Regions from separate parts of the Homo sapiens genome. Here region 2 is linked to region 1. A link is a loop called in an ENCODE intact Hi-C map of the cell type or tissue named here. Cell type or tissue: tibial artery. All regions are shown on one strand. Each heading gives the region's core, and the rest is flanking DNA. Links, peaks and the distances in the headings are about the cores only.

What was found. A loop is a pair of places that touch in the nucleus more often than their neighbours do. Peaks named below come from ENCODE experiments on the same cell type or tissue, not always from the same donor. Only the 100,000 strongest peaks of a DNase experiment are listed, where the experiment ranks them.
Region 2: it touches region 1 in a loop (6-fold over the local background); 4 of 110 quality-filtered maps call a loop at or near these places.

The regions. Positions count from the first base shown.
Region 1 is chr11:34,580,418-34,591,134 of GRCh38, forward strand. No RefSeq gene overlaps it. Among named protein-coding and RNA genes, the nearest start is that of LINC02707, 15 kb to the left of the region's middle. In tibial artery, for the core only: a CTCF peak has its summit at 6,010 (motif pointing right); no DNase peak of the experiment used is centred there; H3K27me3 peaks cover 671 bases.
Region 2 is chr11:35,301,902-35,309,901 of GRCh38, forward strand. SLC1A2 (solute carrier family 1 member 2) reads right to left here. Exons shown (of 11, transcript NM_004171.4): 5 at 4,173-4,341. Among named protein-coding and RNA genes, the nearest start is that of SLC1A2-AS1, 24 kb to the left of the region's middle. RefSeq lists an enhancer at 3,812-3,901. In tibial artery, for the core only: a CTCF peak has its summit at 4,086 (motif pointing left); a DNase peak (open chromatin) is centred at 2,320; H3K27ac peaks cover 1,255 bases.

The sequences.
Region 1 (10,717 bases), core at 1,555-9,554:
CTCATGAAGGTCCTGTGAAGTGGGAATTATTGCCATTTGTGAATGAGTTTCAGAGAGATAAAACTTCTCCAGCCATTCATTCAACACATTTACTGAGTATCTACTATGTGCTAGAAAATGAGGATACCGCAGGGGGCAGAGGCACATGTCCCTGACCTCTTGGAGTTTCTAGTCTAGCCTAGTCTGTTTCCAAGGGTAACAGATATTAAATAAATAATTTCACAAATAGTCTATTAAATACATTTGAGACAAGTGTCATGAAAAAGAAGTACAAGATGCTATGGGAATGTATAAAGGCCATAAGCTGTCCTAGTCTGGGGCTCAGAGGTGGTTTTTCTGAAGCAGTGCATTAAGTCTGCAGGATAAGGAAGAGTCAGCCAGATGAAATGAAGTCTACGGTTGGAGAGAGGGAGGGAACAGCATGAGCAAAGGCTCAGGGGCAGGAAGGGGCTTTGCATATACGAAGAACTGAAAGGCCAATGCGGCTGGAACAAAGAATGGAATGGTGTGGCATAAAGTGCAGCAGGGACCGGGTCAGGGAGAAGACCATAAAGCATTTGTGCACGCTGTTAAAGAATCTGTATGCAACCTTGGTGGACGTGGGAGACATGACTGCTGAACTTGAAGCGCATCCCTGGAGATGGGGATAAATGGAGGGATGCGGGATGTGTGAAGCAAGAGGCTTGTTCATGGTCAGAACCGGCATCTGAACCCAGCTCTCATGACAAGTCTGCTGCTCTTTTTGGTACACAAAACCCGTTTCTTTCTCTGTGTGAGAATGAACAAGGTGCCTGCACATTTTTCTGTCCCAGTGCAGTGTTTGAGGATGCTAAGTTACACCCCAACAGCTGTGCAAAATCTGTTTCTCTCTTGTGTAGTGATGGAGGCTATACATTGTGTTGTGAAAGGTGTCACTCATTTGGGAAATTAGAACAAAACATAGTCATTGCCTTTAACAGCACACAGCCTAATAGAGGCAATAGGAATGTAAACAGGGTCCCAAGCCAAAACTTAACATGAGCAAGTTATAGAATCATATACAATTCTTAGGGTCATAATTCTAGGGCTACATGTTTTGACTGTTTGACCACACTATATGCAGCAGTATCGTTAATGGTCCTGGATCTAGGCAGCATTTTCCGAAGTAGACTTAAAATAACATCACTCTTAGACTGGTCTGATTCTCTGTTTTGGCTAGAAATTGTGTTCCTCAAGAATAATAACACATTTAAAATCATCCTTATTTTTTAAGTTCAGATATTCTGCTAAATCATTGATCTCCATGAATTCATTGGTCAATGTTTTAAAACTTTCTCACAAACGGGCTTATTGGAAATGGAGGCAGAAAATAAGGTGTTCAATAATATGACCACATGGTCTAAATTTCCTACAATACGCTTAGTTTACATGTGCAACACCTTTGTCAGACATATACCCAATTTTGGTTTGAAAATAGCATTTACTTCCCAGGAGTGGTGTGTAGGAACTTAAGGGTCCTAGTATGTATGTCTCTAGTGGAAACTTTGGGGTTCAGTTTGAAAAGGCAGTGTATCTCATGTGGATCCCTGTGATTCTCAGGGATTCTATACTAGGCAGTCCCTTGTGGATGCCTGGGGAAGTCGGGCTGTGATCCTTACAGACCTTCTCTGAGCTGCCATACAGATGGGGCAGAGGGTGAATGATGGAAAAAGAACAAATGTTGCTGATGGTCCATGATTCGTCCGCAAATATTGTAAAACCCTGTACTACCTGGCTGATGCTTTAACAAAATAGCTTCAGGGACATTAAAAAAGTAGTGTTTCCTGGTGTGCTGGTAAATATTTATTGATACAAAGATTGTGTAATCACAATTTAAAATATACAGTACTCTTGATTGTAAATTCCTTATAACCAATTGATCCCCACAGAATGCTCTTGTTGACTTTTGTTTGAGGCTCTTGTATCTATAGTGTATCCAATCTATTATTGCAATTGATGGACAAGTGCCATTCTGATAAGAATGTGGGCTGAGATTTCCCTTTATGTTAATGAGTAAGAAGAAAGGGAAACAGCAGAGCTAGACACTGGGCCTTCAATCGTTTGTTAACAACACGAGCAACCTTTTTGTTGAACTGGATAATAGTTTTTGAATACTGGAAGAATATTTCCTCAGTCTTTTTCTGTTATTCACCATGCATTGGCTACAGTCACATTTTAGAATTTAACCTGCATTATTAGCATTTCTCCATCACTTTTTATAAGTCTAGACTGGGGATTATTAAACTGTGGTCTAGGGGCCATATCTGGTCCCCTGACCTGTTTTCGTACATAAAGTTTTCTGGAACACAACCATGTCCACTAGTTTTATATATTGTATATGGCTGCTTTTGTATTACAATAGCAGAAGCAGAGTCGAGTAGGTTGGACAGAGATTTAATGGACGCAAAGTCAAAATTATTTAATATCTGGCCTTTTGCAAAATAAGATTTACCAAGCCTTGGTCTGGGTGGTCAACAAAACAATAAATCAAGCCTTGATCTGTAGTGTCTGCCAATTTCCATGGTGTAAATACTCCCATCATGGCCAATTTCTATCTACCAACATGACACAGCAAAACATAGAGTTGGGAAGAGATGTGTAAAGTACACCGTTATAGAGTATTCTCACTCTATAGCTACAGTGGCTATAAATAACTTCCAGAGCATAGACAATAGTAAAATGTAGTCATAATTAAGAACTGGTAAGTTTTGAGTGTTTATTACCTTTGTTTCTAAATACAATTTATTTAATTTTAAGTTTATATTTTAATTTCGAATAATGGCTGGGTTTAACAAGTGGTTTGCAAAATCTCTGAGAACTTAACAATCAGTTATCATGAGTTGGCACTATTGCTTTCCTTTGGTGCCCAGCTGTCTTCTTTTTTCAGCCATTTCCCTGTCTCCAGGAGATAATCCTTTTTTTTCTTCTCAGCCTGTCTGCTTCCCAAAGTATCCTTTGTTCTTTTCATGGCCCTCTGGCTACGCAGGGACCCCACTTTTTGCCAAACTAATCTTTTAAAACATATGTCCCACAGAGTACCATTCCCTTTCATCTGCTTCCCATCAATACTCTTATTTCTACAATAGGGTTGATACCAAATGGCCAGCAACAATTTGTAATAAGCTGTAAATGATTAATGGCCTGGAAACACTTGCATTTTAAAAAAAGGAGTCTTGTTGACCCAAAGGTTATAGGGTTTGAATGTCTGGCAACATTGCAGGTGTGAGGAACGTCTTTGGAATTCCTAGTTCCCCCCAAAAGGTTACTGTCTTCTTCAGTGACAAACAACCAACCCAAGCGTGTACCCTGATGCTCCTCATTACCCCTCAAAACTTTTTCCTTTTCAATCTTTTTAGTTTTAGCTCTTTATTTCCCCTCCACTTTCATTCCTTATTTAAACCTCTCAATTGTAACTGAAGCAGATGTTATATGGACTTGGGGAAAGGGATCAATAAATCATTCAGTTGTTTGTGCTTATCTAGAACTGTCAGCCCCTGAATTGTGTGGTCTTGGCTGGCATCTGAGCACACCTGGTGCATCAGCAGAATCAGTGTTCTCTCAGTTCCTGGTTGGCTCTACTGTCTGGCACCATTCGGCTGTTTGTACTTATCTGGAACTGCCAATGGGAAGATCACATGGTCATTGAGAAACCGCACCCTGAAGAGATGGCTAAAAGCCTGGAGGGCATGCCCATCACAGCCTTGCCGGGAGTGTGAAAGGTGGTGTGAAGACCCTGGGGCTCACAGGACTCCCTCACCACGGGGCACAGTGTAAGAAGGTCCACGGTGAAAATGCAGTAGGAGGCAGTTACATCAGGCTCTGGATCGATGATATCAAGGAACAACCCAGGCTGAAGGAAAAGGCGTTTGTGTTTCAGGAAAGATGTATTGAGCCTCATCCATGCTCCAGACTTTGTTTAGGCCCTGGGTTACAGCATGGAATGGAATGAAACCCCTGTTCTTTAGTTTCTTACATGTTGAGTGGGTGAGACAGAAAGCAGCAATATGGTAAAGAGGGGGGAACAGGGGAAGAATGGTAGGAGATCAAGTTAGAGAGGGGAATGGGCTAGATCATGGAGCAACCGGGGCAAGATGTCAAGCCCTTGGAAGGTTTTGAGCAAGAGAGTGTTATGTTCTGACTTACGTCTTGAAACACTCTAGTTGCTGTACAAGGAGACCAGGTCAGAGGCTATTGCAGTTGTCCAGGTGAAGGTGGCCAGGTAGCGATGGAGGATGAGAAGTAGAAAATTCTGTGAAGGCAGAGCTGACAGGATTTACAGATGGATTGGCTCATGAGAGGAAAAGAGGGACTCACGGATGATGCCAAAGTTTTTGACCTGAGAAACTGGAAGAATGGAATTTCCACTTACTATGATGGGAGAGGTTGTGAAAGGATGACTTAGGGGTTGGAGAAAACCAGGAGTTTGGATATGGGCCTTAGATATTGCCATGCAGATGTTGAGTAGACAGCTGCACATATGAGTTGGGAGTGCAGAGGGAGAGGCTGGGGTTCTGGGTATCAGTATATGAATCATCTGTGTCCACATGGCATTTAAAGGCATGAGACCAGGTGACCCCCCTTATAGAAAGATTAGATCCAAAAGAGTAGTGGTCTGAGGACTGGGCTTTAGGCCCTGATGCTCAGAGGTGAGGACCCAGGAAAGGAGACACAGAGAATCCTCTTTGTCAGAGCATTACAAAAGGGCTATTTGGAAATAGTTCAGGTGGTGACTGGGTGAAAAGCCCTTCGAACAGCCTCAAGGACCCAGGCTGGTGGACTGCTGGCTGAGTCCTGTTGTGCCTCAGAGGATATTGTAATATTTGGAAAAATTTCTCCAAGTCAAATTTAAATTAACATGAATGTCATATGGCTTTTTGGTACGTCCTACAGTCAAGCAAATAACAATTGGATAGGGTAGCTGCAGGAAGACTGGGTGTCTCTACAGTGGTCAAGTTGGAAGAACAAAGAATGAGTGATTGATCTTTTGCTACTCCCCAAGGGGAGAAGCCACTGATAGCTTCCTTGGAAGCACTTTGTATCTCACCTGCCCCAGAGTAGATTAAATATTAAGTTTCCTCCCTTCTTTCAAGTCCTAGTGCTGCCATTGATAGTGCTGTGACTTCAGGAAAGTTGCTTAACTTTTCCAAACCTCTATTTCCTCATTACTAATGAGTAATAATTCCCACCATAGGGTGTTTATAAAGATTAAATAATTTTAAATATGTTGAAGCATGTAGTGAACTGCAAAGCAATATGCAAATATAAGAGGTGGAAATGACTATGCCTATAATTACGTGGCTCAATTTACACAATAATAGATTTTCACACTTTGCATAAATAATGAGGGTTTTTATACTCAAGTCACTGAACTTACTATCTTCAGGATCCAAAATCCCCAAACAGAAGGCATCCCCTACTGTTAGCTCAAATAGCTCTTGCTGGTTTAGAGAGTTAATGCAAGCCCCACTGCCTCCTGAGCTGGAAACATGAAACAGAAGTTTCAGTTCCCTAATCAATCCATTCTTTCTTCCTCTGGCTTCTGATAGGCCTCCTCCTTATCTTTGTAAACCCTGTAGCTGGTTGCTAGTTGAAAGTGCCTCTGATCTCCCTCTTCTGCCTCCCATGATGTTGATAAAAAGCACGAGGGCACATGCAGGATGAAAACGATCGTGGTCCTGCCAGCCTGAATTATTAAAGCATTTCAGTCCTAAGTATGAGGTGTGTATATGTTGGGGTGTGGAGTGAGTTGTGGAGATGAGAGACAGCTGAATTACATAAAGTTGAGAAGATCTGAGTTCTAGTCTTGAAATTCACAAGCCATCTCTATACAATAGTTCCGTTACTCAGTAAAGTAAAAGCATTGGATCTAAGCTTTAAGGACCCTTCTAGTTCTTTCTGATTGGAATTGTGTGACTTCATCTTTTGTGGGTTAGAAACTCATCACTCTGTCCAGTTATTTCTATATTATGCCACCAGATGGCAATGTTTCCTTAACCCCAAAGAAAGTTTTCATTCTGGTAAAAAGTCAAGTTTTGTTGCCAACTTTTCCCCCTCTGAACGTGCAAAAGAATGATTTTCCGAAGCTGTGGAGGAAAGAAAGAACTCTCCTTCTGAACATCTCAGGTGGTTTATGCTGGAAACAGACAGGACCCTGTTTAGAGAAGATCTCTCTTTTCTTCGTGGACTGGGAACTCCAGTTGGAATGATGTCTCCTGTGATTGCGTATGGTGGGAGGTGGGAGATGTTGGAATTGGCGTGTCCTCAGGAGGCTTGGGGGTGGGGGAGATGTGCCCTAGCTGGTGGGCCTGCATGAGCCCTGCAAAACTCTGACTTATAGAGGGGCATCAGATGCCAAGTTTTACCAGACCATGCAGAACTAGGAATTGCCAGATGCACTCATAGGGCAGCTAAAATGGTCCTGGCAGAATCAGACTCTTTCGCTCATAAAGGTCAGAGACGCAAGAAAGCGACATAAAGTCCAGCCCTTTTCTTGTGCAGATGGGGAAATTGAGGCCTAGAGCAGGTCAGCTGTCCTGATTCTATCTCCTTGCCAAGTTACTTTGTATTTAAACATTTCAAGTAGACTTTTCAATCATCTCATCTTGCTGTGTTCAGCTAGCGCACCTTGTTAAGCCTGTTGGCCTCCGGGCCTGCCAAGCCCCTGCATCTATACACACCAGGGCATGCTGCATGCGCTCAGTGAGACTTCAACAGCTGACTGATTCGTTCAAACCTATCAAACAGCAGACTTAGCTAGTTGGGGAGAAAAGTCATTTAAAGTAATTGCTTATTAATCTGCAAAACAAGTCTCATAGCAGGTTTTTATTTTATTTTATTTTTTTTTTTGCTTTTAACAACGATATAATAACAACAAACATTTGTTTAGTGTTTCCTGTGGACCAGGCTCTGTGTTAAGCACTTAACATCACTATATCATGCACTTTTGCTAATAAAGCTGTGAAATAGTTATTACTATTTCTGCTTTACAGCTGCAACAGAGACTCAGAGAGGTTAGGTAACTTGCCCCAGGTCACAGAGCTGGAAGGAGCAGAGCCAATATTCACACCCTGATTTGCGTAATTCCAGATTTGATCTTCTAGCTTCTATGCTGTGCTGCCTCTTCATGACAGTTTTTCTCATGTACAGGATCTGATGCAGAAACTTATCGGAGTTTCTTACCGGAGCACCAGTCACCTCTCATCATTTTCCTGTTTTGACGTGAAGGCTCAGTGATAGTGAGCAGGCTCAGGGTCTACAGAGTTGGTGATATCAGCATCACACAGGACATTCAGAATGTTGACTCCAGGGATGTTGAGAGATACTCCTGCACAAAGCTGCCAGCACCCGTGTCCAAGAAACACTCAGAATCTAGGTCTCCTTGTATATTTTCCCCACTACCTGCAAAGGTAAAGAGGAACAGGCAGTGCTGGGACCGAGGGAGCGACAGTCCTAATGGAAGCTAGTGTGTTGAGAGTCTCCTCTGTGTCATGCTCTGAGCGACATGTTTTATATGCACGATCTCATTTAGACCTTGTGACAGCATGTTGTAGCAAGGACCCCATCATCACAGGGGGCAAATGTCTGCAGTGCAGAAAGTCGTCCTGAAGAAATGGATGTCAGATAAAAACAGTCTTCATAAATCAATGATCCTGTTTTACCTCAAAAGTGCATGAAATGGAAATGGAAATATCTTGTGAAGATGTAGACAAATGACGGTCATTGCCCAGAGCAGTAGTTACTGTCAGAAAAAGAGATAAGGATTTCCAGTCTGACAGACTGGATTCCTGGCTCAACACCACCCCCTTCTAACCATGTGACCTTGGGCAAATTACCTAACCTTTTCTGAGTCTCAATTTCCTCATCTTCCAAAAGGGGATAATATCATATATGTTCCAAGATTGCTGTGAGTATTAAATGAGATGATGTATGTAAAGTACCTGGCCAGCAGTCTCTGGCACATAGTAAGTATTCAATAAAGACTAATGGTGGAGATGAGTATAGGGGCTACTAATGCCCATCCTTACTCCAGAGACTTCTTTCTGACCATCATGAGGCACTTTTGAATATCTAAACCCATTTAAAGCCCACTTTTCTCTATGGCTGGCCATTTCTGCCTATTGACAGCTAATTTGCCTCATCCTACAGGACACCTTCCATGTTTCCCCAGACTCCAGAAATCAGGTATTAAATTATCAGGGCTTCAGGAGCCATGGTCTATGATGAGTTTACTACCTGTGCCCAATAAATGTTTAAGAAATAAATAAGAGCCAATATAACTATAAAGACCAAGAGCCAAAATAAGTCTCTTTGCTTGCGCTTTAGATCTTAAGAGTCCTTTATATTCAAGCTGCTCAGAGTCAAACGTGTGCCTAATAAACATTCTACAAAGGTCCTGGCGTGGTGTGACCAAAGGAAGAGAGAGGGCTCCAGTGTCTGTCACTGGGAGACCAGATGGACAGCCACGTGGGGCAGGGCCACTGGTGCCACATGTCCAGGTCTGTTAAGCCCTATGAAAGACACTTGAGTCAAAATGTATTTCTATCTAAGAAAGAAGACTATAAATGGAAAAGGGAGAGGGGAGAAGACCTCTCAAGGGCATCTCCCTCTAGAAGTAGAGATTGTGAATCTGCAGCAGAAAGGTTTTAAACAAGGGATAGCAGAATGCCTGGATGGTGTTCTAGTGCCTGAATGGAAAAAGGCCACAATGACCAACAAATCCCACCTACATCCGCCTTCCTCACTGCCTGAAATCCCACCATTAGGATTTTTTTCCTTTTGGGTTAGCAACCAAGAAAGAGTAAAGTCTGGAAGACTCTTATTCCACATCTTCACTTTGCAGCGCCTCTTTTTTTTTTTTTTTTTGAGATAGAGTCTTGCTCTGTCACCCAGGCTGGAGTGCAGTGATGCGATCTCAGCTCACTGCAAGCTCTGCTTCCTGGGTTCACATCATTCTCGTGCTTCAGCCTCCCGAGTAGCTGGGACTACAGGCACCTGCCACCACTCCCAGCTATTTTTTTTTGTATTTTTAGTGGAGACAGGGTTTCACCGTGTTAGCCAGGATGGTCTTGACCTCATGATCCGTCCGCCTTGGCCTCCCAAAGTGCTGGGATTACCACCTCTTCTTAATTACAAACATAAACAAAAACTAACAACTTTCTAGTTTTTTCTTTTTCTTTTTTTTTAAATTACAAAAGAGATCCATATTCGTCAGAGAATAATTGGAAAAAAGAGATAAGCAAAATCAGAAAAATAAATTCAGCCTGTAATCACCCAGAGATAACAATTATTAAAATTTAGGTATTCACTTTGTTATTTCCTTTTATAACAAAACTTTTTTTTCTTGTGAAATTTAATAGAATACAATTGAACTATTTTTTCCTTTATGGTTAATGATTCTTGTTTCTTATTTAGGAAATCATTTCCTGAGTCATAAAGAATTCTCTCATATTTTCTTCTAAAGCTTTATACAGTTTTGCCCTTCAAATAAGGTTAATAACCCACCTAGAATTGATTTCTGTGTATGGCATGCAGTAGAGACAAGTTCTACTTTTTTCTCTCAAATGAATATTCAGTTGGACCAAGGCTGTCCTTTCTCCACTACTTTGCAGTTTCACTTTTTGTTGAAAAATCAATTGTTCATACATGGGTAGATCTCTTTCTGGGCACTCTTGGAGTCTATTGGTCTGTCTATAAGTTGAACAGGATCAGACAGGCTGTGCTTTGTTTCAGGTAACAAAGAACCCCAACATCTCACTGATGAATACACTAAAGTCATTTTTGTTTTCCATTGGCAGTTCACTTCTGATGCAGGAGATGCATCAGGCCAACCGCCCTTTGCAAGGTGAAGTGTCTGCACCATTGGAAGTACTCTCCATCCAGGGGAGAGAGACTGGAAATGGTCCATGAGGTTTTCATCGACCCAGAATGAAAGCATCACCCATCATTCCCTTCTTGTTACAGCCTATTTGTCAGAACCAGTCAGAGTTCCACCCACCTGCAAAAGGTTGTGACGTGCTGTTTGCGATTTGCCTGGAAGGAGGGAATACCCAGATACAGGAAAATGCTAGTGACGTGCACTTCCATCTAACTATCTTTGAATGAAAATGACAGTCTTAATTACTGCAGTAAGATAAGCAGACTCTATACCTGGTAGAGCAAGTCCTCTTACCCCATTTCTTCTTCAAGAAGGTCTTGGCTAGTTTGGAACCTTGGCAATCCCATATAAACTTTAGAAAATGCTAGTTAAGTTCTTTAAAAATCCTGCTGAGACTTTTATTGAATCCATAGCTTCATTTAGAGAGAGCTGACATTTAAATTAGGGAGTGCTCCAAGCCACTAACATAGAATTTCTCTCTTTTACTCCAGGTCTTCTTTAATTTCTCTCGAGTGTTTTGTAATGTTTTGCGCAAAGTTCTTGCACATCTTTTGATAGATTTCCCCCTAGGTTTTGGATATTTTTAAGATGCTAGTGTAAATGTTATTGCTATATATTTTTCATTTTACAAATATATGTGTTTAGTATATAGAAATTTAATTCATGTTTCTGTATTGACTTTATTGAGTAACCTTATGAAACTTTCTTAAATTCTAAAAATTATCCACAGCTTCCCATAGATTTTCTATGTAGGTAATAACATAATCCACAAAAATGACACTTCAATTTTTTCCTTTCTGTTTCTTATGTCTTTATTTCTCTTTC
Region 2 (8,000 bases), core at 1-8,000, 720 kb after region 1:
TTTTCATTCCAAACTAAAAGGTGCTCTCTTTTCCCTCCCCTCACTTATGAAATCATGTGTAAGCAGATTCCTTTATTACACAGATTAACGAGGAAAAGCCTGTTGGGACTTGGGGATTATCATACAAACTTTGGAGCCAATATTGGAATAGCAGAGGCCAATTAGCCAATAAATTCTTTGCTAGAGTTACATCTAGCTTGTTTTGGTATTATCCCAAATCAATGCATGGCTGGTATGTTTCACTCTTACAAAATCCTATATGTAAAATTATTTTTTATTACTACACACATAAAATGACAGGGAGAAAAAAATACTGAAAAATCAAAGGGAAAACAATAAGGAATCCGAAATTCCATTTTATCCAGTTTTTTTAAATGTAATCTGTTATTTATGAATTTGTCATAATTATTTTCATGATTGAAATGGTTAGAATGCTTTTTTAATTTTATTTATTTTTTCAGGATCATAAAGACAGAATATAGATTCACTGTCAGATTTTGCTAGTTCCTAGTCCCTCCACTCTTTTCTTCCTTTACTTGACATTCTTGACTTGTATCTAAGTCCAGCCTCACATCAGCCTTTGGGGTCAATCCTAACCCCAGGAAAGATTTAAGGAGCTTCATCTCTGCCCTCTTCATGTCAGCATCACATTGCACTAGGTCTTGGACCAACTCCAATACCCAACCATGAGTCTTACTTCTGTGTTGGCTTTACCTCATCCCCTGTGCCTGAGATCCTGGGAATCTGCCCTACACTTTAGTTCCTCCAAGGCTAGGCCTGGCTTTGCTCTTCCTACCACTCCTGTTGGTCCCTTCCATTCTCTCCCTCGGTACCTCACGCTCAGGCCTGCAGTCTCACTCCAACGCATCCAGGGACTGGGGCACATTGTGCGGCTTACAGGTGTTTCCAGTACTGCCTGGGGGCTATCTGGATTTCTAATTTCCAATCCCCATGTGCTCCCTGACCTCTGACCCCTGATCTAGTATTGCCATTCTTGAGGTCTCAGTTCTTACTACTTACATGTTCTATAAATCAGTGTTGCTATGTCCTTGGCTACAGGACTTTGCTTCCCCACCTGACTTGTTCTCTGACTCTGAAGTATGAGCCATCTTCTCTTTCCTCCTCTTCTCCACACCTAACCTGCTCAATTTGGCAGTCCTAATTTCCAGTCCCTCCCTATTATATCCAGTTTCCTATGGTGTCCAGTTATGCCTAAAGTCTTAACCCATACTCAGTAAATTTTAGCATTATAATTTGATTCTCTTATAACAAAATTCCTTCTCTCTGAACCTTTGACTTTACTCTTTCCCTAGTCATCTAACCCACTAACCTCTTTACACCAAGCACATATCAACCCAGATTGTCTAACTACCCTTTGCTGGATCCTTTCTATCTTCAGCAAAAAGAATCCATCACTTGCACTTGGGGTTACTAATACTTCACATTTAGTATCTCCTCTTTTTGCTCTCAGCTAGAAAGCTTGACAAATGACTTCACAAGTAAGTTATTGGTCTGGAAAGACAAAGGCTTAGGGAAGATTAGATCCAGGACAGAGGGAACTAGTTCCGCAGTAATGTACAAAATCAATTTCAGGCCATTCCCAAGTCCTTCTCTCAAGCCCATGGAGAGGAGTCTGCTACGTGGGAGGTCAAAGAGAATCAATCTGAATATTCTGGCTGAGAATAGCTCATATTACTTGGTTAATTTCATTTGAAATTAAGAGAAAATGCCCGAGGTATCAAGGTCCCAAAGAACTGGAATAAAAAAAGCTCCATTCAGTGTCAGCAGAAACTGGCCATATCTATGAGAGATAGGTTTTTAAAGGAACAGTTGGAGTTGATTTAAGCAGTTGGGAGAGGGTGGAGACCAGAATTGTTTCTGGAGGTTTTTTAGGAGAGAAATGGTTCCTTAAAGAAGTGGGAGGCAAGAGCTGGGGTTGTATCTTCACTTATTGCAAGTGCTTAATCCTCGGGACTTTCCAAAGCCAAAAAACAGAAAGACAGCAAAACAAACAAATAAAAAAGCCACTATCTCCACCCTCAGAAGACCGTGGAAAGAACCTTATTTCAGCCATGATTTGTAAATGGGAAGTTTCTCAACAGTCTAACTTCCCTTGGCTTTCCAGAGCCTTGATCTGCACTTGGATGGAAACCGTATTCAGCTTGTAATTTTTCTTTGTAAACATTGCCTAATTGAAATTGCTCACTGGAACGGGGGTGTTGCATCTGAACAAAACCCTCTTGGACTTGGCCGCTGGGGTTACAGAGTAGTGAGTTGTGTTGAAACTCCCCAGTAGAGCCAAAGGTCCTGTGACTTCCCAGAATCCACCAAGACTCTGGAAACAACCAGGAAAGTCTTTGAATGATTCACTCCAAAGCCCTGGCCCCATTGTTCATGGCCTCAAGCTCCTCCTGAGTATGGAGAAGACTGAGGAACACTTTGACAAAAGGGGGTTGGGTGTTTTAAGTTATGACCCACCAGAAAAGACCATGGGGGAGTTAGGAAGGACCTGAAAGGAACATAGATAGCTGGACAGTGAGGGAGAAGAGCTGCTCGGTGGTGGGTGCTGGGGATATTTGCAAAATCTCCCCAGAGGAACTCTCCTTCCTACTCCTCGCTCCTTCCACCTCTCACCTCCCACTGGTTGTTAAACAATGTTTATTGATCTTCCATTGCCCAGCAACCTAGTCAGCTCATCTCTTCCCTCACTCTCACTCATCCAACCTGCTTCCTGCCAAGCCAAACAAAAAAGATCTGCTTCTGCTTCTCAGTGACTGTGCAATTCTGCTCCCTCTCTCTCCTCTTTCTCTCTACCATTCTAGATGGCTAAGGAGTAGGCTTACCAAATTTGGAACAAACAAACAAACATGACACTCAATTACTTTTTGAATTTCAGGTAAAAAATGAATACTTTTTTTTTAGTATTATTATGTCCCATGCAATATTTGTGACTTACACTAAAAAACTATTTGCTTTTTATCTAAAATTCAAATTTATCCAGGCATTCTGTATTTTATCTGACAACCCAACTAAGGAGACAAGGCCATGTGATCTTTCAGATGACAACGTGAAAGGACTACTGAGCTCATTCATCTCTAAGTAGCTGTCATCCAAACCTTTAGAAATTGTGCTTGGATAAATAAACATACTTCATCCATCCAGATTCACCATTTCTCCCAGGTTTTGGCCAAATGCCCCTATTTCCTGTCTCGGGGACACCATTCTAGTGATGGATGGAGGTTACGGAAGGGAGTGGACCCACTGAGTGGGAGGGGAGCAAACTGGGCAGACTAGAGCCGCTCACATGGTAATAAACCTCTGTCCCTCATGGAGGTATTTTCTTACTGAACTCCTCAGCTCTCCACCCACTTTGAATAATGATCACAGCTCATACGGAGAGAGCACATGGCATGTGCTACTGTGCCCTATATGCACAATCACATTTCATCCTCACAGTAATCTACAAAATAGATGCCAATCCTATTTCCATTTTACAAATGAGGCTCAGAGAAATGGAGTAACTTGCCCAGGGTCAGATAACCAGTAAGTGGCCCATACTGGATCCAAACCCAGGTCTGCCCAACTGCAGAGCCCAAAAACCTCTAGGATGGCATGCTAAGAAGGTACTGGGCTAGGAGAAAGGGCTCACTGGGATCCCAGAAAGTAAAACAAGATAACAAGATAATCTGTAAAGCTCCCTTGGTACCTACTCCAACACTTTACAATCCTGGTAGCATTGCATTTGTTTGCAGACTAAGGGCTGTGGTGGTCCAGCCCCCGCACCTAGCACAGCACCAGTACATGGGGGCAGCTTTTAAAAAATGCTTAAGAAACGAAAGCAATGGATGTGTCACTTAATAACACAGAGAGTCAGAGAAAGTGACTTTCTAACACCACACAGAGAGTCAGGGAATGTGCCCAATGACGGTGAGCTCCCTCCTTTTTTCCCATACCCAGCTTCTTGCTGCCCTGTCCCCTTATGGTCTCCTCTGCCCTTCTCTCTCTTCCTTAAATCGCTCAGCTCTCAGTCCCAGTGACCCTCAAATTGCTCCCCAGAGAGAGCCTCCTGCTCCACCTAGAGGACAGCTGAGTCATCAGTTTTCTGAAAAGGGAGTGCAGGATAGCCCAGCCATTGCCAGGGAAGCAGAATCCCGGACCACCAGCTGGCCTACCTAAGACGTTCATCCCATCCTTGAACTCCAGGCCCTTCTTGATAACCATCTTAGTCTCCTCCGGCACCTCAGTCACAGTCTCGTTCAACAGAGAGACAACAGCGCTGGTTGCGTTGGCCTCCTCGTCCGGCGGTGGTGCAACCAGGACTTTCTTCGTCACTGTTTGAATCTAACAGAGTGAGGGAAAAAAGGCATAGAGCTGAGATTTGGCCTATAAGGTGAAAAAAAAAAAGATTGGCTACTCATATATTTTAAGGTTCCCAACAGGTTAACAATAATTAAGAAATGCCAAAACAAGGTTATGAAAACTGGAGAATATTTTATATGTCTATATTTACAAAGTGGTGTTTTATTATACACAGTGAGATACAATTGTCCTAATCACAGATAATTACACAATTTTTTATTTGTGCAAATTTATGGGGTACATGATAAATTTTTTAATGTATACAATGTGTGATGATCAAATCAGGGCATTTAAGGTGTCTAACATCTGAGTACAATGCATTTTTTAAGTACAGTCATCCAACTCTGCTATCAAACATTGAATGAATTCCTTCTATCTTTCTGTATGTTTGTACCCTTTAAGCTACTTCCCTTCGTCCTTCCCCTTTCCCCCCACTCACCCTTCCTAGCCTCTGTTATCTATTTTTCCACTATTTTTCCATGTGTTCAAATATTTTAGCTCCCACATATAAATGAGAAATGCAATATCTGTCTTTTTGTGCCTGGCTTATTTCACCTAAGATAACGACCGCCAGTCTTATCCATGTTGCTTCAAATGACACAATTTCATAAATATAGAATGTATGAAAATAATTTGCAAATGTACTATAAGTACTGTAGTCAATAATAGGACACAGGCTTAAACTTGGGGGATAAATGTCTTCTTTCACTCCTATGATTGTAGCTCAGAAACAGTATGAAATGTCTAACTTGGATGCTCTTCCCAATTGTGAGACCCAGTTAGATGGTCCTTCCAGTTGTGATGGTCCTTCCAGTTGTGATGGGCCCTGGATCTGGTTAAGAATAGGAAGCCTTGGCAGGGGTCAGATCAGCAACTCATGATCCACCTGTTTTCCCCTCTACCTGGTCCCCACTGGACAGGGGTATCACAGGCTGCCTCAGTTTGGGCTCCTTCTAGAGCCAGGCTCAGCTGGAAATCTCCATCTGGGCACCAAGAGTGCCAGCTGCCAGCAGCCACCATGGCAGGAGCATTTGCTTATATTTCAGATCCAAATTCAAGGTGGGAAGACAGCCACTCCTTCTGAGCAGTGATGCCAAGCCTTTCTCAATGTTCCCCAAGTGTCTCTGTCAGATGACTCACAAGGAACCTCTCCCGCTATTCCTCGACATCCATGGCAGTGGTCCTATTTTTAAAGGTGCCAGGCACCCTACATGCAGAGTGCTATAAAAATCCACATCTGAGCTTAAAAAACACCACCTCCAGGGGCATTAAAATAGAACTCAATGCAGAATCCTAGATTGTCAGTGCTGGCATGTAGTAGGTAACAGATGGCTGAACCCCGAATAGATACGGAAGAAGATGTACGGGAAAGTCAAGTGACTTGTTGGACGTCATGGAGTTATGGGCAGAACTGGGATGTCAACTCAGATGACCTCACCTCCATTGAGTTATTTCCACAGTCTGTGCTGTATGTTAAGCTATAGGGACCCAATCCTACTGTGCTGGTTCCCATAGGAAGCAATGCTGAACTGCCAGTTATTTAAAATGGATGGGAAGGGAGGTCAGTGTTCTCTGAGGTGAGGCAGGGTGCTCTCTGTTCTAGCCTGGCCACATGTACTCGTGCAGGGAGAGAGGAAGCCTAGGGCCTGCTGTGTGAGGGGAGAACAGGCAGCCCACTTCTCCCCTCAATGTGGCCCCTTCATCTGGGCAACATTGGTGTGAAGAGAATGCAGGGAGGATCACAAGAGAAGCTTATGTGAACAGCAGAGTCATGCTCCCAGGAAAGAAAAGGGAACCAAAGCCAACTGTCAACCTATCCTAAGGATGCTAAAGAAGCCTACGTTTGGTTTAAAAGAGAAATACTCATGGATCTAAATGAATGGTGGCTGTCAGGATCAGGCAGGAGGCCAGCTGCTACCTATTTTACATCCATTACGTCTTAGGTCAACAGTAGCCCTTCGACTCAAGGGCAGCTTGCTAGTTAGTTGCTGAAGCAGGATTCGAGATGAGTTATGTTTGACTCCAGAAATCCAGATTTCAAATAGCAAAGGCCAGTGATGTAAGTTGAAGCTGAGGAGATAGGAACACGAACGCAGGCCGAGTTCTCTGCCTGAGTTCCTGATTCACAGAAGCTGTTCGGTTGCACAACTCCATGTAAGTGCTGTTTTAGTCTGTTTTGTGCTGCTACGACAGAATACCTAAGACTGGATAATTTATGATAAACAGAAATTTATTTTTTCACCATTCTGGAGACTGGGAAGTACACAATGAAGATATCAGCATCGGGCAAGAGCCTTCTTGCTGCATCATTATATGGAGGAAGGTAGAAAGGCAAAGAGAGGCACAAAGGAGCCAAACTCATTCTTTTATAGCAGCATTAATCCCATCCATGAAAGCAGAGACCTCATGGCCTAATCACCTCCCAAAGGGTCCACTTATCAATATTGTTATAATGGCAACTAAATTTCAGCATGAATTTTGGAAGGGACAGACATCCAAAGCATAGCAGGTGCTAATTCCAGTCTCCCTGTCCCTAAGCCACCATCATGTCTCATCATAAAACCTGCAAAACCATAAACTGACCTACTCAACTTTCTTCTTGTCTGCATACAGTCTATAGGTAAGTGTGGCTACCTATAACCCTATCTATATCCTTAGCTTCCCCTGGCCCACCAAGTCATGCCTGAGCTGAGTTTACCTTCCTCCACTCACTATACCTCCACACTGGCCTCACACAGCCTCCTTTTTCTTTTCTGAACATTATAAGTACTTTTCAGCTTCTGCATATCTGTGCCTCTACTGAGAAGCTCCTTTCCCCAGCTCTTTGTAGGCCTAACTCATTCTGATCCCCTATCCTCTCAGCTGAAATATCTCCCCTAGTTACCACCAGCCTATCATCCTGCCTCTAGCCCTCAGAGAACACCTGTCTTAATGTTTAAGTCTCTTCTGTGTTTCCCTGATGTTTGTTTTGGTCTACCTCCCTCCCCTTTAATGTAAGTGAGCTCCTTGGGGCAGGGTCCTCATCTGTCTCCTCCCCCCGTGGCATCCTTGTACAAAGCAGAGAGCCTGGCAGCCCGTCCTGCTCACAAGTATTGGCCGAGTGAACATACACAGATCACGGAATTTTCTGGAGGAAAAGAACCCATGCGGTCTCTATTACTGGGCTGGATTTAACGTTGTAAGGTCATATCTTACAGCCAGTTACTGTCTTGGAAATCTCACTTTGGTTCAAAGTAAGCCCCAGAAAGCAAGCTGGAGACCTCTCTGCTCACAAAGACACAGGGACTTAACTTGGGCAAACCAGGCCCTGTCGCCTGGGAGGAGGCAGTCTCCACTCTGCGGGGAGCTCATCTTCCTCTTTACATTTCTGTTTCTAACTCTGGTCAAGGAGCCTCCTCCACTCAAGACAGGTTATTTTAAATGACTTCTAGCTGTACTCATGGACACAGAAGATGTCTCTCACGCACCCTTTCTCTCTGGAAATGCCACGTCCCTTTAAAAGAGTTTCCTGTCCTCAAGTCCTCTTCAGTGCCTTCCTTCCAGGCTTAAGGAATCTGTAACCATCCTCTCCCTGAGGTGGATTCTACACCATTCTTCCTCAGGTTGTCCTAATCCAAAGGGACCTTGATACTGAGCCTACT